Regions from separate parts of the Homo sapiens genome. Here all the other regions are linked to region 2. Evidence: chromatin contacts called from ENCODE Hi-C or POLR2A ChIA-PET data. All regions are on one chromosome and are shown on one strand. The core of a region is the stretch at or near the end of the contact, and the rest is flanking DNA. Distances in the headings are between cores, read along the strand shown. Region 1 overlaps CYTH1 (cytohesin 1). Region 2 holds the start of SCAT1 (S-phase cancer associated transcript 1). Region 3 has its middle 34 kb from the start of SCAT1.

Region 1 (3,335 bases), core at 646-3,145, 63 kb before region 2:
CCGTCCTATACCAGCCCAACTGCTTGCCCCAGTGATTAGAAGTCAGTACTCTCTTGGTCATTACTGACACATCTGGGAAGGCTAAAATGGAATCCTTTATTTCTGACTAGGTCAGATAGCAGTAGACTTTATATTTCCTTTTAAAGTCATATCCCAAGTCCTTGTGCTTATACATAATGACTTAATTCATAAATTCCCCTTACAGCACCACTTCACCGATCAGTTTTAAATATCTCTTGAATTGGCCATCATTTTATATATCTTTAAGCCCCCAGAATCTTTGAAGTTAAGGCTCTAAAATTACTAACCCCATAGGCAGCCTTCCCTTCCACATTCCTATTGCCAAGTGGATGGAGTTGAAAGGAAACCTACTGGAAACGTTTAAAGTGTGTTCAAGTTTGGATTTACTTCCCCCTACAGCGAGATTTGTTTAAATGCTAATACTAAGTGTTAGCTTTGACAGCCCAGATACTAAAATTAGAACAGTACAAAGATTATCTTGGTTCTTAGACCAGGATGACATGCAAATTCATGAGGCATCTCGTATTTTAAAAAAGAGAAAATTTAACCAAGTGTGGGACTCAGTTTTAGCTCATTGCATTACTTTTTCTAAACCTCCATCAAATCCTTCTAGACTCTGAATATTGTGTTTTCATTGTAGCACACTTAGTATCACTCTTTGTGTTTATGTGCTGCAGAAGGCAGGGCTTCCAGCCGTCTGTAGCTGTGTGTATATGTCTGTGTATGCATATAGCCATAAGAATGTGTATTCTTGTGTATACACATCAGTACATGTGTACTCATGGGTATATGTGTGTGCATTCTTACACACACTTTAAAAAGTGACAGCCATCTCAAGAAAGACATTTAATTTTCCCTGAAATAACCTTAGCTTTCTTTGCTCTGATTCTGGATATACTAGTAAACATTGGCTTTGTAAAAGCCGATTTGTGGCATCTTTGGGGCCAGGTTTCCAGTAGTGCCTCAAATCTTGCCTTGATGAGGTGGAACGTGGCATGTAAGAGCCCCTCGTTCACGTGCCAGACAGTAGTGGGATCATTTGCCCGTTGAGTGTTTTTAGTTCAGCTCTCTCCCCAGGCAGGCATGAATGTGACTGATACATTGCACTTTAAGATTAAGGAATCGGGTTTAATTTCTTTGTTTTAATTTTCTTTTCTCCCTCATTTGTATGTTTCCATGATTTTGGCTCTCCTTTTCCTTGCCCCAAACTCCAGGAGGTATGTAACCCTCAGCCTGCTCGCTCGCTCTGCTAGGCCACTGTCATTACTGCAGCATTTTCTGATTTCGTTATTTTTGGTTATTTTGTTTTTTAATTGCCGGTGGTAGTGTTAATGCTGCTTCTAACTTATTGTACAGTCCCTAGGGAACTGGTCAGGATCAGGGGTTTGGAGCAATTTTCGTTTTTCTTTTTTGGAGGAGTATATGTTATATTCATTACTGAATGCAGTAATGCAAGAAAACATACTAAGAGTGGGTTTGTAAAAGCAGAGGAAGTTTCCATGACATTTTCACTTGGAATTATTGGCTAAGACATGCGCTATGTTTGATATTCAATTTGACGTCCATTAATCAGCCTGATTGAAAGTTAATCTCTGACGTGGGGAAGAGGAGAAAGAAGAGAAGGAAGTCTTTCTTTTTTCTTCTTTTTTCAAGCTGAGACTTACTCCAGAGAGAACAAAGTCTTGACTTCCCAAAGCTATGGAAAGCTTCTGATTTACCATGATGGAAAAGCAAACTAGGGAAAGAACTAAATTAGATGATACTTAAGACATTTGCCTTTGCACGAAAAGGGGAAATGGTATTTCCTAAACTCAAAATGATACCGAGTGAAGGTGAAAAAAACAAGTCCAAACCAAAAAACCCTCCCTGAAGTCCTCGTGTTTAGTTTCCTGGGGATCAGAGAAGGGTATTAACAGCCTCGGCTCTGTTGTTATGTTTTGTTTTGCTCCCTCGCTTTTTCAGCGAGTCCTCGTTAAAGCCCCGAATCGGTCTCCTGGTTATGGTTTTGGTGTCTCCTCTCCATTTGCTGGTTTTTTTGGGGAAACATATTTTCTTAGCCCAAGACCCCTCAGGTTTGTGCCTAAGCATTCCCTGAGCAGTAGCTACACTTAAAAAGAACAACCCCAAACACGCACAGTTACTGAGATGCTTCAGGGACTTGTCAGGTTGTTCTCAACTGTAGGGGAAGATGGCATCCGGCCTTGATGTCTCGGGGAGGTCACAGGAGGCCTGAGGAGCCGTGCAGTGGGAGGTGGTCCTGTGAGTTCCACAGGGACTGTCCTAGGCGCACATTGATCTGTCTGCTTGTTTCATGTCTGCTTTTCTTTCCACGTGGAAATGTTCCCCGTGGGCCCACAGTGATGCTTTATGGTAGAGGTCTCTGTAATGCAACAAATTGTCCAGGCATAATAACCAAGCTTTTGTAATCAGGCAGAGAATTTCTTCTGGCTTTGCTTTTTCTCCTTGATTTCTTTCCATCTTGTTTCTTTTAGCATCTGACTCGCTTTTTCCATGATCTCCTATGTCCGAAGGGTTCCCCGGGTAGTGTCCTGTGATGGAGCGCATGGGAGGTCAGCATGGGTTGATGTTCCCTTTGTGCCGAGCCTCCGTGGGCAACCAATGGCCCGCCAGGCTGGAAGACCAAAGTTCTCAGACTCTGAATTGGTGGAGGGGGTTCCTTTTTAAGAACAAATTGGCTTCAATCCTGAATATAGTCCTTGCCTTCTTTATCCTCCTTATTTAATTCTGCCCGGGCTTTCCTGTTTTCCACATGCATGTCATAGTATCCATTTATGGTTTTCTCTTAATTCATGCCATCTAACCTTTAGGGACCAGTGGCAAGGGCTCACATGAAACTTAGAAGTTACTGGAGGGAGAGTCTCAATTTGCTTGATATAGCACAGGATGGGCAGGTGGAGGGCACGTGCTTGCTTACAGCAAATTCCCTCGCATAACCTAGATCTGTGTCATTTGGAATCTTGGCAATTAATGATCAGTCACGTAAGCCCGCCTAGGGTTCAGCATCCAAGCAGGGTGCTAAAAACTGGCCTGAAAGTCCAGTGGTCCTTTTACTTGTCTGCCAGGACCTACGCTGGACATTTTCTTTTCATAACATTATTTGCATACTCCCCTTAGGTTTCTCTGGTGTGAGCATGCAGGCAGGTCCTGGCAGTTAGAATAATCCCTGTAAAACCATTCTCCTCTTTGCTCAGCTATTTGTGATGAGGGCAAGAGAGAAAGCATGATCGGAGGTATGAGATTTATGCCCCATGATCCTTGCTATTTAGGAAGATTGGAGAAGCGGTATTGTCTGT
Region 2 (3,125 bases), core at 296-2,795:
TTAATAGGGACAGTTACTGCCCACTTGCTGATGGTTGATTTGGGTTCTTGAATCTCTCATTTCCCGTGAGACATTGATCTCTCATTTTCCTTGACTACTTTGGTCAGTCTTTGCTAGCAAAGCCTTCACTTTTATAAAATAACCTAGGAAAACCTTCACTTTATAAAAATAACCTCTTGCCTGTAATCCCAGCACTTTGGGAGGCCGAGGCGGGAGAATTGCCAGAGGCCAGGAGTTTGAGACTGGCCTGGGCAATATAGTGAGACCCCATCTCTATAAAAAAAAAGATAAAATAATCTCTTCAGGGGTTCTGTAGTAATTTAAATAACATGGAAATTATATATTCATGGAAGGTTTGTCAGAATCGGTAAAATGGTGTTGGCCTGGCGACCTCTGGGGGGAAGGGAGAGGGGGAGAAGTTTGTTTTTGTTTTTGAGACAGTCTCTCTCTGTCGCTCAGGCTGGAGTGCAGTGGCGTGATCTCAGCTCACTGCAACCTCCGTTTCCTGGGTTCAAGTGATTCTCGTGCCTCAGCCTCCCAAGTAGCTGAGATTACAGGTGCCTGCCACCACGCCCTGCTAATTTTTGTATTTTTAGTAGAGACGGGGCTTTGCCATGTTGCCCAGGGTGGTCTCAAACTCCTGGGCTCAAGTGACCTGCCCGCCTTGGCCTCCCCAAGTGCTGGCATTACAGGTGTGAGCCGCCCACCGTGCCCAGCCTGTTTTTGTTTTTTTGATTTTTGTTTTTGGCTCAAACCAGCAGTCCCCAACCTTTTTGGCACCAGGGATGAGTTTTGTGGAAGAAAATTTTTTCCATGGATGGGGGCAGGGGTGGGGGATGGTTTCAGGATGATTCAAGCACATTACATTGATTGTGTACTTTATTATCATTACATTGTAATATATAATGAAATCCTTATACAACTGCGCTATCATGAAGAATCAGTGGGAGCCCTGAGCTTGTTTTCCTGCAACTAGACAGACCCATCTGGGGGTGATGGAGATGGTGACAGGTCATCAGGCATTAGATTCTCATAAGAAGTCCACAACCGCTGGGCGCGGTGGCTCAGGGGCTGGGCTCGGAGGCTCACGCCTGTAATCCCAGCACTTTCGGAGGCCCAGGAGGGCAGATCACGAGGTCAGGAGATCGAGACCATCCTGGCTAACACGGTGAAACCCTGTCTCTACTAAAAATACAAAAAAATTAGCCAGGCATGGTGGTGGGCACCTGTAGTCCCAGCTACTCAGGAGGCTGAGGCAGGAGAATGGCGTGAACCCGGGAGGCGGGGCTTGCAGTGAGCCGAGATTGCGCCACTGCACTCCAGCCTGGGCGACAGAGCGAGACTGTGTCTCAAAAAAAAAAAAAAAAAAAAAAAAAAAAAGCCCACAACCTAGATCCCTCGCATGCGCAGTTTACAATACCGTTCGTGCTCCTCTGAGAATCAAATGCCACCACTGATCTGACAGGAGGCGGAGTTCTGCGGTAACATGAGTGATGAGGAGTGGCTGCAAATACAGATGAAGCTTCGTTTGCTCACTTCCTGTTGTGTGGCCCAGACAGGGCACTGTCTGTGGCCCCAGGGGTTGAGGACCCCTGGCTTTAACAACAGAAAGGTACCATCTTACAGTTCTGGAGGCCAAAGTCTGATATCCAGGTGTCTGCAGGGTTGATCCCTTCTGAGGCTGTGAGCAGGACCCCCTCCAGGCTCTCCTCTGGCCTTTGGTTTCCTTCCTTCCTTCCCTCCCTCCCTCACTCCTTTTCTCTCTCTTTCTTTCCTCCCCTCCCCTCTTCTCCCCTCTTCTCCCCTCCCCTCCCCTCCCGTTCTCCCCTCCCCTCCCCTCTCTTCTCCCTTCCCCTCTTCTCCCCTCCCCTCCCCTCTTCTCTCCTCTTCTCCCCTCCCCTCCCCTCTTCTCTCCTCTTCTCCCCTCCCCTCTTCTCCCCTCTTCTCCCCTCTTCTCTTCTCACTCTTTTGCCCAGGCTGGCGTGGTTTATGTTTGTGGTTTTTCTTTATTTATCTTGCCAGACATTTGCACGTTTTGATGAACTTTTCAAACAGCCAGTTCTTTGCTTTATATTCAATTGTAGACTGAGTTTTCCTGGGGGGTGTTGGAATTGGGGAGGAAGGATCTTTTTTTTTTTTTTTTTTGAGATGGAGTCTCACTCTGTCACCCAGGCTGGAGTCCAGTGGTGTGATCTCCACTCACTGCAACCTCTGCCTCCCAGGTTCAAGTGATTCTCCTGCCTCAGCCTCCTGAGTAGCTGAGATTACAGGCACCTGCCACCACACCCAGCTAATTTTTTGTTTGTTTCTTTGTTTGTTTCTTTGTTTGTTTGTAGAGATGGGATTTCACCATGTTGGTCAGGCTGGTCTTGAACTCCTGACCTCAAATGATCTGCCTGCTTCAACCTCCCAAAGTGCTGGGATTACAGGCATGAGCCACCGTGCCTGGCTGTGATCATTTATCTTGGCTTTTTTCTTAAGTCTTCTTCTGTTTCTGTTCTGCAGTGCATGGTGGCTCGTTTGTGTGAGTTCAACGCTCAGCTGTGCATTGTTTATCTCTTAGAGCAGGTGTGAATTTTCTGTTTTCAACCAGCTATGTGCAAACATGAACTCCTATTTTTATAACTGCTCAGACATTCCTATGACAGGGCCTCATTTCTGCTTGGCAACAAGAAAACTGAATTTAATTTCATTTAATCGGGTAAACAGTTCTGTCGGGTATTTTTCTCTAGCGGAGTCTGGTTGAAAGCTTCATCGCTCACAGAGAACATTCCAGCATTAGTGTCATGGCCTCTGGCCGGTGCAAGGGTTTCTCGGAGCCCAGGTGGCTCCCTGCGGGGAGGAGAATTCGACGCTCTGTCCCCTTCCTCTGCCAGGGACCCACTTACTAGTCTCCGGGGCTGCTGTAATAGAGGAACACAAACTGGGTGGCATCAAACAACATCACATTTCTCACAGTTCTGGAGGCCAAACTGCAACATCAAGATATTAACAGATAATGACCTGCTCCCTCTGCAGGCTGTAGGGGAAGAGCCTCCCTTGTCTTTCCCGGCTTCCAGGGCTGCTGGCCATCCTGGGCGTCCTTTGGCTTGTGGCTGCCTGGCTGCCATCCCTGCACCCGTTGT
Region 3 (3,275 bases), core at 97-2,596, 34 kb before region 2:
AGGTTCTTGGGAAGTGTTTCTCTGCCTCCATGTCAAAAGGTCCTGCTCACGTCCTGCCCTGGGTGGGGCAGGGAGCCCCAGTGCTCGGGGCCTCCCCAGGATGTTTGGGTTCTCAGGGACACCTGCTCTTGGCTGTGCTCTGTGTCCACACCCAAACGCATCTTGTAGCTCCCATAATTCCCACGTGTTGTGGAAGGGACCCGGTGGGAAATGACTGAAGTGTGGGGACGGGTCTTCCCCGTGCTATTCTCATGATAATGAATGGGTCTCACCAGATCTGATGGTTTTAAAAAATGGGAGTTTCCCTGCGCAAGCTCTCTCTTTGCCTGCCGCCATCCACGTAAGGTGTGACTTGCTCCTCCTTGCCTTCTGCCATGAAGGTGAGGCCTCTCCAGCCACGTGGAACTGTGAGTCCAATTAAACCTCTTTCTTTTGTAAATGCCCAGCCTCAGGTATGTTTTTACCAGCAGAGTGAAAAGGAATGAATACAGCTGGGCAACATGGCCTGGGCTAACCACCTGGCCTTCAGGGTTCAGGCAGCAGACATACACCCCTAAGTAACCTGGCCCTGGGGCCCGGCTGCCCTGGGGCCACACATACTCTCTGCGTTGCTCAACCAACAATGAGTCCTTGAGGGCTGTCTCTGGCAGCTCCGGCCTGAGTGCAGCAGCGAGCTGCTGGCGCTAATCAAGGCACCAGCCTGTCTCTCCACCCTCACTCCCAGACCAGCGGCCAGTGTCACATCTAGAGGATCAAGCTCAACCTCCCCTCCATGGTGACACTTGACACCACCCCAAATGTGCTCCCAGCTATCCCACCGCAGCCTCCTGCTGACCGAAATCAAGACTGTTGAGGCAGAAATAATATTCTTCCTTTTTTTTTTCCCAATGTTTTTTCTTTTTTGACTGCTCTGGCAGAGCAGGGTTACCCCATAGGCAGAGAGTAGCTGAGGCAGAAATACTGTGATCTGGTTTACTGGAAACCGGAAGTGAGGATGAACCCCGGCAGACATGCCAACAAAGGTGGGCGTGTCCTGGGGCCTGCTCCAAGCTGGAAGCCTTTTAGAGGAGAGTGTAGAGGGGGACTCCTCACATTGGAGCTGTCCTTTTCACTGGACGGTACAATACAGAGGTTACAGTCACTGACTGCAGATGACAACATACAGGCTAAAATGTCTGTGAGCAAGACAGTCAGTAAAACTTCCTGGTTTCAGAATCCATCCTTGTCCTTTTTGATGTCTGTGGACTGCACACTAATCAGAATGTCAACAGCCTGAGGAAGTCGTGATAAGATTCTCTACTGAGGGACAGGATGCCGCCAGGAACCACAAGAGCTTCCCCGCCCGGGCAGGTTCATTTGGAAACCCCTTTGCCTTTAAAGTAAACTGCCACATGTGACCCGATAGGTTATCAGCACGCCACAGGGACGGCTTTGAGGAATAATTATTCAGAATGATGCCTTTTTTCTTTTCTCCTTTTAAATCTCCTTGCGAGGTCTGGTCGAGATTTAGCTTCCATGGCTGTTGATACTTGAAGGGAATCAAGCCTTCCCACCAGGCTGGTGCAGGATGAGATGCTGGGCCCCGGCAGGTGCCAGCCCTCTTCTAACACCCATTCTCTAACTCAGTCCTCATAGCAGCCCCGAGATGAAAGCAGTGCTGCTAGGGCTCATTGCTACCACGATCACAGCCGCCCGCAGCTCTCCCCAGCCCCTTCCCTGCCCAGTGGCACCTCATGACTTATTCCTCTGTCTCCCTGTCCCAGGATGTAAAATCAGTGAGGGCAGGAGCTTTTTTTCACACCTATATTCCCTGTACTTGGAACGGTGCCTGATAGATAGTAGGTGCTCAGTACGTATTTGTTGAATAAATGACAATGTCATGAATGAATGCACGAATGATAAAGACAGGAAAACCGAGGTTCAGAGACATTTAGAAACGTACGTATCCAGGGGCTCGCAGAAACAGGGAAGTCAGAATTGGGCCCCAGGTCAGCCGGATCCCCAAACCCACCCTGTTTCCAGTGTCCAGGTTTCTCCACCACAGATTCAGAGATGGGAACTAAGTTGACATCATTGTTGGACCTGTTCCAAATGTCTTGAACTTCTGAGCTAACAAATAATTATTGGAGCAATTGAAGCTGAGGGTGGATTTCATGTTTCCCGGTTCATGCCCTGTGTGATTTAACACGTCTGACGGCTGCAGCGTCGGAACTATCCGCCATGAGCTAGAGGTGCCCCTTGCGTAGCCTTGTCCCTGGTGCCTTGGACACCACGGACAGCCACGAACACCCAGAGAGGATCTGGTCTCCCGCCCCGGGACCACAGTAGGCTCCACACTGGTTTCCCTCCAGCCAGTTTCCCATGGTGTTGCCTGGTCTTTTCAGGGCTCAGATAATGTGATTGTGTCCCACCAGCCACCTCCTGGAAACCCCTCAAAACACCTTCCTGACAATGGGGTAGCCCCAAACTCCTTAGAGGGGGAGACTGCACCTCCCAGGCTGGAGTCCCTTTTGGCCTCCCCATTCCATCTCCTGCAGCCTCCCCCGACAGCCCTGCTCCAGCCATGGGACTGAGGGGACCTGGAATGCTGCTGCCTTAGCCCTGCTCATTCCCAGCCATGGGTCTCGCCCACCCCTCTCCCAGCCAGGTGAGCGCCTGCTCATTCTTCAAAGCGCCTTCTCATTTATTGGTGGAACACTGCTCTAGTGCACACCAGCCCCGTGGGTACAGAGATAAGGACGGCCCGTGGGAGGGTTCGAGGGGCTTTACACCGTCCACAGGCAGACAAGCGTGCATGTATGTGGATGATGGCCGCCTCAGGGAATCACCCGGGGCCTTAGGAACCCAGCCTAGGGCCCTCCATCCTAAGCTGGGGCTGGGTGGCAAAGAGAGACGCCAGGAGGGCTCCTGGAGGAGGAATTCCCCTAAAACCGGGACCCCAGCTTCCTTCACCCGAGAGCCCCCCGATGTCATCAGCTTTGTTCAGGTGCTTGTGTGACGCAATGCTATTAACTCACACCGAACCGAATCCACTCACACCTGTCAGGTATTCGCCCATTCATGCTGATGATGTCTTAGAGCAGCGCCCCCGCCCCATGCTTGTGCTACTGGTTTCTGAACTCTGCACGCTGCCTTGTTCAAGGGTAACTTGTGTGTGTCTGCTCCATAGCATCTGGTGCACCCTTTCGGTCACAGGAAAAGGGGTGGAGACCACTAAGTTCTCACATTGTGCTGGGCACCGTCGGTGACAGCAGACATCACACATCACAGCCCGA

What was found. A loop is a pair of places that touch in the nucleus more often than their neighbours do. ChIA-PET counts read pairs that join two places held with the same protein, here RNA polymerase II (POLR2A). Pooled maps may share reads with other maps.
Region 1: a pooled map shows a loop between it and region 2 (2.1-fold over the local background). The contact joins the enhancer-like site here to the promoter of SCAT1 in region 2. A Hi-C loop is called at or near these places in 9 of 168 maps with a recorded cell type or tissue (CD14-positive monocyte, Caco-2, Caki2 and 6 more), 1 of 37 single-sample maps with no recorded cell type and 3 of 50 pooled maps. POLR2A ChIA-PET finds 5 or more read pairs at or near these places in 4 of 52 experiments (GM12878, OCI-LY7, Panc1 and 1 more).
Region 3: a pooled map shows a loop between it and region 2 (4-fold over the local background). The contact joins the enhancer-like site here to the promoter of SCAT1 in region 2. A Hi-C loop is called at or near these places in 6 of 50 pooled maps. POLR2A ChIA-PET finds 5 or more read pairs at or near these places in 7 of 52 experiments (B cell, CD4-positive, alpha-beta memory T cell, HepG2 and 4 more).

What each region holds. Positions count from the first base shown.
Region 1 is chr17:78,693,910-78,697,244 of GRCh38, reverse strand. It overlaps CYTH1 (cytohesin 1), which reads left to right. Exons shown (of 14, transcript NM_004762.6): 10 at 1,236-1,238. It also overlaps the pseudogene RNU6-638P. Among named protein-coding and RNA genes, the nearest start is that of SCAT1, 64 kb to the right of the region's middle. Within about 2 kb of position 1,895, at least 3 of the 41 ENCODE cell types and tissues checked have a DNase peak (open chromatin) inside an H3K27ac peak, as active enhancers do; they include GM12878, where a contact is called at or near this core.
Region 2 is chr17:78,630,477-78,633,601 of GRCh38, reverse strand. SCAT1 (S-phase cancer associated transcript 1) reads left to right here and starts at 1,545. Exons shown (of 5, transcript NR_110849.1): 1 at 1,545-1,612. RefSeq lists an enhancer at 1,210-1,711.
Region 3 is chr17:78,664,127-78,667,401 of GRCh38, reverse strand. No RefSeq gene overlaps it. Among named protein-coding and RNA genes, the nearest start is that of SCAT1, 34 kb to the right of the region's middle. RefSeq lists enhancers at 1-508, 509-1,120. Within about 2 kb of position 1,346, at least 20 of the 41 ENCODE cell types and tissues checked have a DNase peak (open chromatin) inside an H3K27ac peak, as active enhancers do.